Linked DNA regions of Homo sapiens: region 1 is linked to region 2. Evidence: read pairs that join two places in POLR2A ChIA-PET (ENCODE). Cell type or tissue: PC-9. All regions are shown on one strand.

Region 1 (4,000 bases), 210 kb after region 2:
ATCAACGTGATATGTAATATCAACAAATGAAGGACAGAAACTATATAATCATTTCAATTGATGCTGAAAAAGCATTTGATAAAATCTAACATCCCTTCATGATAAAAACTCTTAAAAAACTGGGTATAGAAGAACATATCTCAACATAATAAAAGCCATATACTACAGACCCATGGTCAGTATACAGAATGGGGAAAAACTGATTTCCTTTAAGAGCTTGAACACACCAAGAATGCCCACTTTCACCACTGTTATTCAATATAGTACTGGAAGTCCTAGCAAGAGCAAGCAAAGAAGTGAAATTCTTCTTGTTTGTAGACGATATGATCTTTTTTTTTTTTTTTTTTTTTGAGACGGAGTTTTGCTCTTGTTGCCCAGGCTGGAGTGCAATGGTGTGATCTTGGCTCACCACAACCTCCACCGCCCAGGTTCAAGCAATTCTCCCTCCTCAGCCTCCCAAGTAGCTGGGATTACAGGCATGCGCCATCATGCCTGGCTAATTTTTTTTGTACTTTTAGTAGAGACGAGGTTTCTCCATGTTGGTCAGGTGATCCGCCCACCTCGGCCTCCTAAAGTGCTGGTATTACAGGCATGAGCCACCACACCTGGTGACAATATGATCTTATATTTGGGAAAACCTAAAGACTCCACCAAAAAACGACTAGAACTGATAATTCACAAAAGTTGCAGGATACAAAAATCAACATACAAAAATCAGTAGCCCTGCTATATGCCCACAGTGAACAATCTGAAAAAGAAATCAAGAAAGTAATCCCATTCACAACAGCTACAAATAAAATTAAATATCTAGGAATTAACCAAATTAAGTGAAAGATCTCTAAAATAAAAACTACTGAACGGGTATGGTGGCTCACGCCTGTAATCCCCGCATTTTGGGAGGCCAAGGCAGGCGGATCACGAGGTCAGGAGTTCAAGACTAGTCTGGCCAACATAGTGAAACCCCGTCTCTACTAAAAATACAAAAAATTAGCCAGCTGTGGTGGTATGCGCCTGTAATCCCAGGTACTCAGGAAGCTGAGGCAGGAGAATGGCGCAAACCCGGGAGGCACAGGTTGCAGTGAGCTGAGATTGCACCATTGAACTCCAGCCCAGGCAACAGTGCGAGACTCCATCTCAAAAAAAAAAAAAAAAAAAAAAAACAACTATCATTGGTGAAAGAAATTGAAGACAACACACCAAAAAAATGGAAAGATAATTCATATTCATGGATTGGAAGAATCAATATTGTTAAAATGTCCATACAACCTAAAGCAATCTATAGATTCAATGTAATCTCTATCAATATACCAATGACATTCGTCATGGAAATAGGAAAAACAATCCTAAAATTTGTGTAGAACCACAAAGACCCAGAATAGCCAAAGCTATCCTAAGAAAAAAGAACAAAAGGGAGGAATCACATTACCCGACTTCATACAACAAAGCTATAATAACCAAAACAGCATGATATTGGCATAAAAACAGACACACAGACCAATGGAACAGAATAGAGAACCCAGAAAAAAATCCATACATCTACAGCAAACTCATTTTCAACAATGGTGCCAATAACATACAATGAGGAAAAGACAGTTTCTTCAATAAATGGTGCTGTGCCTTAAGCAGAGGTTAGGTTTGCTGTACAGACTTAAGTTGATGCCTTCTGCATTGACAGTCTCTAGAGATTTAGTCTTTCTAGTCTTTCTTCTCTTCCTGGTGCAGAGAGGGAGACACCCTGTCAAAGAGATACTCCTTTACAAACGTACACTTCCCTTAAAAAAGGGCAACTTTTCAGAACTACTCCTGTATCTGCAGTTTCTCAGGATAACCAGCTCACAACAATCAACATGCCAAAAAGGCATATTTTTGAAACCACCTTTGCAAAAATTACAACAGTGAGTAAAACGTGATATAGCTGACTCCATCTTTGCTTTTTTTTTGAGACACAGTTTTTGCTCTTGTTGCCCAGGCTGGAGTGCAAAGGTGCAATCTCAGCTTACTGCAACCTCCACCTCCTGGGTTCAAGCAATTCTCCTGCCTCAGCCTGCAGAGTAGCTGGAATTACAGGCATGCACCACCACGCCCGGATAATTTTGTATTTTTAGTAGAGACAGGGTTTCCCCATGTTGGTCAGGCTGGTCTCAAACTCCCAACCTCAGGTGATCCGCCTGCCTCCGCCTCCCAAAGTGCTGGGATTACAGACATGAGCCACTGCGCCTGGCCCTATCTTTGCTTTTAATCTCACAAGCTCTTTGCTCATTCCTGAGTGTTGGCAATGCTAACTATGGGAGAAATTCAGTTTAAAGTTTAGCTTTAAAACAAAGATGATTAACAGTCCTTTCCCAAAATTAACCCACTCCTTGCTCAGAGACTAAAAGCATCTTTGTAAAATTACACGAGGTTAGAATTATTGTTTAGGAGTTATGTAGCCAAAAGTAACAAGAATTTTGCAACCTCCACAATTGCTCCTATAGATAACATCACTATTGTAAAACGTAAAACTGGTGGTTGGGGTATCTTTCAGACCTTGCATTTTGATGGACCAACTGGTGCCACTTGGACCAGGAGCCCATATGAAGAAACTGACTCAACTGGTTCTGTGACCACTACTTAGGAACTGAGTCAGGGCAAGAAGACAGTTTCAACTCTCTACAATTTTATCCAAGACCCAACCAATCAGCATTCCCCATTCCTTAGCCCACTGCCTACCAAACTATCCTTGAAAAACCCTAGCCCCCGAATTCTCAGGGAGGCAGATTTGAGAATTATCTACTGTCTTCCTCACTTGGTTGGCCCTGTGACAATTAAACTCTTTCTTTGTTGCAAACAAAATAAATAAGTGGTGCTGGGAAAATTGGATATCCATATGCAGAAGAATGAAACTAGACCCATATCTCTCATCATATACAAAAATCAAATCAAAATGGATTAAAGACTTAAGTTGAAGACTTCAAACTATGAAACTACTAAAAGAAAACAGTGGAAAACCTCTCCAGAACATTGGACTGGGTAGAGTTCTAGAGTAATACCCCACAAGCACAGGCAACCAATGCAAAAATGGACAAATGGGATCACATCAAGTTAAGATGCTTCTGCAGAGCAAAGGAAACAACACAGTGAAGAGAAAACCCACAGAATGAGAGAAAATATTTGCAAACTATCCATCTGATAAGAGATTAATATCCAGAATATATAAGAAGCTCAAACAACTCTATATGAAAAAAATCTAATAATCCAATTTAAAAATGGGCGAAAGATCTGAGTAGGTATTTCTCAAAAGAAGACATACAAATGGCAGACAGCATAAGAAAAGGTGCCAACATCACTGAGCATCAGAAAAATGCAAATGAAAACTACAATGAGGGCCGGGCCCGTTGGCTCATGTCTGTAATCCCAGCACTTTGGGAGGCTGAGGCAGGCGGATCACGTGGTCAGGAGTTCGAGACCAGCCTGGCCAACAAGGTGAAACCACGTCTCTACTAAAAATACAAAAATTAGCCGGGTGTGGTGATGCAGTGTGCACCTGTAATCCCAGCTACTCAGGAGGCTGAGGCAGGAGAATTGCTTGAACCCAGGAGGCGGAGGTTGCAGTAAACCGAGATTGCGCCACTGCACTCCAGCCTGGGTGACAGAGCAAGACTCCGTCTCAAAAAAAAAAAAAAAAAAAAAAAAGAAAAAACCTACAATGAGAGAGCATCTCACCTAAGTTTAAATGGCTTTTATCCAAAAGATAAGGATGAATCCTGGTGAGGGATGTGGAGAAAAGGGAACCCTAGGTACATTGTTGGTGGGAATGTAAATTAGTACAACCACTATGGAGGACAGTTTGGAGGTTCCTCAAAAAACTAAAAATAGAACTATCATTTGATCTAGCAATTCCATTGCTATGTATATATGCCAACAGAATCTGTATGTCCAAGAGATATCTGAACTCCCATGTTTATTGCAGCACTATTCAGAATAGCCAAGATTTGGAGGCAATCTATGCGTCTGTCAACAA
Region 2 (4,000 bases):
CTTGCTGTGTGACCCAGGCTGGCCTGGAACTCCTGGCCTCAAGTGATCCCCCAGTCTCAGCCTCCCAAAGTGCAAGGATTAGAGCTACGAGCCACCCTTCCCAGCCAACAGGCCCTTTCAATCTAGATAGTTCTGTCCTTCAATAGAAAATTTCTTTGAACTATGTCTTTGATGATTTTTTTATCCTATGTTTTCTTTTTTTCTCATATCATTCTCATATTAGACCTTCTGGATAAATCCACCAGTATTCTTATCTTTACTCTCCTATTTGAACCTCTTTATTTTACTCCTTTTATTGTACTTTCTGGAATATTTCTTCAACTCTATCTTCTATAGTACTGGGTTTTTCATTTCTACTATATTTAACCTCAACCACAAGCAAATAAATACCAAGCTAAAACAATGAGACTTTTTTCTTTTTCTTTTGCCTGTGAGTTTTGGCCAATATAAAAAAGTTTCGTAATACCTAATGTTGGCTAAATGTGGGAAAACAATAAATGAAAGTTCTTTGAAGAACAACTTTACAATATCTATCAAAATTCACAAAACATGTAAAACTCTTGACTCAGTAATTTTACCTCTAGGAATTTACCATGCATTTATACTTGTACAAGTGTTCAAAAATATAGATATAAGCATTATTTGTTAATAGCAAAAAAAATCTTAAATATCCAACAGGAAGCAATTGGTTATATAAACCATAATTATCCCTGAAATATCCAACAATTTCAAAAACAACATTGATCTAGATATGGTGATATTGAATGACTTCCAAACGACTTAAGCGAGCCGAGATTGCGCCATTGCACTCCAGCCTGGGCAACAAGAATGAAATTCCGTCTCAAAAAAAATATATATGAAAACAGGGACTCCAAAAGATATTTGTACACCCATGTTCATAGCAGCATTACTCACAATAGCTAAAGTGGAAGTAACCCAAGTGTCCATCGGTGGATGAAAGGATGAAGAATATGTGCTCTCTATATACAATGTAGCCAGAAAGAAAACGTGGTCATTATATATAATATAGACATGATGGCTCATGGCTGTAATCCTAGCACTTTGGGAGGGCAAAGCCGGAGGATCACTTGAGCCCAAGGAGGTCAAGGCTGCAGCGAGCTGTGATTGCACCACTGCACTCCAGTCTGGGCGACAGAGCAAGACTTTGTTTTTTTTTTTTTTTTTTGAGACAGGGTCTCGCTCTGTTGCCCAGGCTGGAGTGCAGTGGTGTAATCACAGCTAGCTGCAGCCTTGACCTCCTTGGGCTCAAGCGATCCTCCCACCTCAGCCTCCTGAATAGTTGGGACTACAGGCACATGCCACCATGCCTGGCTAATTTAAAAATTTTTTTCAATTTTTGTAGAGATAAGGTCTTGCTTTGTTGCCCAGGCTGCTCTCTAACTCCTGGCCTCAAGCAATCCTCCCACTTCAGCCTTTCAAAGTGCTGGGATTATAGGCATGAGCCACTGTCCCTGGCCTTGGTATAATTTTAACTTGCATTTTACTTTATATGAGTGAGGCTGAGCACATTTTCTTATGTTTAAAAGCCATTTGAGGCCAGGCACGGTGGCTCACGCTTGTAATCCTAGCACTTCGGGAGGCTGAGGCAGGTGGATCACTTGAGCCCAGGAGTTCAAGACCAGCCTGGACAACACAGTGAGACCCTGTCTCAAAAAAAAAAAAGCCATTGGGGCCGGCAGCATGTGCCTGTGGTCCCAGCAACCAGGGAGGCTGACGTGGGAGGATCACTTGAGCCCAGGAAGTCAAGGGTGCAGTGAGCTGTGATTTTGCCACTGCACTCTAGCCTGGGTGACAGAGCAAGATCTTGTCTCAAAAAAAAAAAAACAACAAATGCTGAGAGTTAACAGCGAGCAGTGAGGAGTGCTGTGCGGGTTGGCCCAGCTGGTTTGGTTTGGTTTGATTGGGGAGGGGTTAGCCAGATGATAAACTCCCCTGGCTTTTTCACTAGGTTTGGCTTGCTGCTGTGTTCCCAATAGCTAGCACAGTGCCTGACATATAGCAGATGGGCAACAAATTTGTTGAAAAAAAATGAATGGAAGGCATCCTGGAGGTAAGTGTTTGAGAGCTGTTTAGGAAGAAAGAACCTGGTCATGAATTGGATGCTGGGGAGAGTGAAGTACATGCATAGGTTTCTGACTGCGAAGAAACCAAGAGTCTATGTTTCTGCACGAATGTTTTATTCATGTGGGTGGGGCTCTGCTGAGCTGGCTTTTACAACTTAAAACCTTTTCACTGGGAGGACAATTCCAAAGTCTAGCAGAAGCAAGCTTCAGGAAGAACAATAGCTCCAACCCCACCCCAGTTTTTCAATTTAAGCGAAAAATTAGCTTCTCTGAGACCTCTCCACCCTCCTCTTTGAATATTTGGATGGGATTAAGACAGTCATTCCGGGAAAAGGGGCATCTCAGAGCCTGGAAGAGAGGAGGCAGAGTCAGCTGCCACAAGCCAGTTGAAAATAAAACAGATTTCACGACAGAAGGAAGAGCATGGTGGCTGAATTTGTTAGGTTATGTCCTTGGAAATTCAGAGATGAAAATCAGAGCCACGGACTCTTCCCTCTTCCTTCTTCCGGGATTAAAAATAATAATAGACTGACCATCCTGGCTAACACGGTGAAAGCCCATCTCTACTTAAAATGCAAAAAATTAGCCGGGCGTAGTGGCGGGCGCCTGTAGTCCCACCTACTCAAGAGGCTGAGGCAGGAGAATGGCGTGAACCCAGGAGGCGGAGCTTGCAGTGAGCCGAGGTCGCGCCACTGCACCCCAGCCTGGGCGACAGAGTGAGACTCCGTCTCAAAAATAAATAAATAAATAAATAAATAAATAAATAAATAAATAAACAAACAAATAAATAAAAATTATAGACCGAATCTAGCACTTCCAACTTCTCTGGTCATGCCTCAAAGTTATATTAAGAGATTAAAGCCACATCTTCCTTTTATTATTGGGCACTGGTCTTAGCTTTCCACAGCTTTTAAAAATTGTTAAAAAAAAAAAAAAAAAAGGAAGGGGCTAGGCACAGTGACTCACACCTATAATCCCAACACTTTGGAAGGCAGAGGCAGGGGGTTACTTGAGCCCAGGAGTTCAAGACCAGTCTGGCTGACATAGGGAGACGGTGTCTTTACAAAAAATTTTTAAAAATTAGCCAGGCATGGTGAGGTGCACCTGTGGTCCCAGCTACTTGGGAGGCTAAGGTGAGAGGATCACTTGAGCCCAGGAGGTTGAGGCTGCAGTGAGCCGTGATTGCACCACTGCACTCCAGCCTGGGTGACAGAACGAGACTTTGTCTCAAAAAAGAAAAAAAGAAAAGAAAAGGAAGTAACATCCCTCCTGGTCTTTTGAACTTGTGGGCCACTCCTCCAATGCACACCACCCTAGCCCCTCAGAAAAGAAAGGTAAGCAACATAACAAAGTTTGGTTTCTTTCTGGTTTTTTTTTTTTTTGAGACAGGGTCTCCCTCTGTCACCCAGGGTGGAGTACAGTGGCATGAACACGGCTCACTGCACCCTGGACCTCCTGGGCTCAAGTGGTCCTCCTGCCTCAGTCTCCCCAGTAGCTGGGCTCACAGGCGTGCGCCACCACACCCAGCTTATTTTTAATGATTTTTTTTTTTTTTTTAGAGGAAGTCTTGCTCTGTCGCCCAGGCTGGAGTGCAGTGGTGCAATGTTGGCTCACTGCAAGCTCCACTTCCCGGGTTCACACCATTCTGCCACCTCAGCCTCTCAAGGAGCTGGGACTACAGGCGCCCGCCACCACGTCTGGCTAATTTTGTTTTTGTTTTTTTTAGTAGAGATGGGGTTTCACCGTGTTAGCCAGGATGGTCTCGATCTCCTGACCTCGTGATCCACCCGCCTCAGCCTCCCAAAGTGCTGGGATTACAGGTGTGAGCCACCAGGCCCGGCCTTAATGATTTTTTTTTTTTTAGAGATGGGTCTTGCCATGTTGCCCAGGCTAGTCTCAAACTTCTAGGCTCAAGT

What was found. Peaks named below come from ENCODE experiments on the same cell type or tissue, not always from the same donor. Only the 100,000 strongest peaks of a DNase experiment are listed, where the experiment ranks them.
Region 1: POLR2A ChIA-PET joins it to region 2 with 5 read pairs; 2 of 35 experiments call an interaction of 5 or more read pairs at or near these places.

Annotation. Positions count from the first base shown.
Region 1 is chr5:69,240,987-69,244,986 of GRCh38, reverse strand. The region is part of intron 2 of CDK7 (cyclin dependent kinase 7); the gene reads right to left. Among named protein-coding and RNA genes, the nearest start is that of CDK7, 8.1 kb to the right of the region's middle. In PC-9, no CTCF peak of the experiment used is centred here; no DNase peak of the experiment used is centred here.
Region 2 is chr5:69,452,908-69,456,907 of GRCh38, reverse strand. No RefSeq gene overlaps it. Among named protein-coding and RNA genes, the nearest start is that of OCLN, 38 kb to the left of the region's middle. In PC-9, no CTCF peak of the experiment used is centred here; no DNase peak of the experiment used is centred here; H3K4me3 peaks cover 450 bases; H3K27ac peaks cover 332 bases.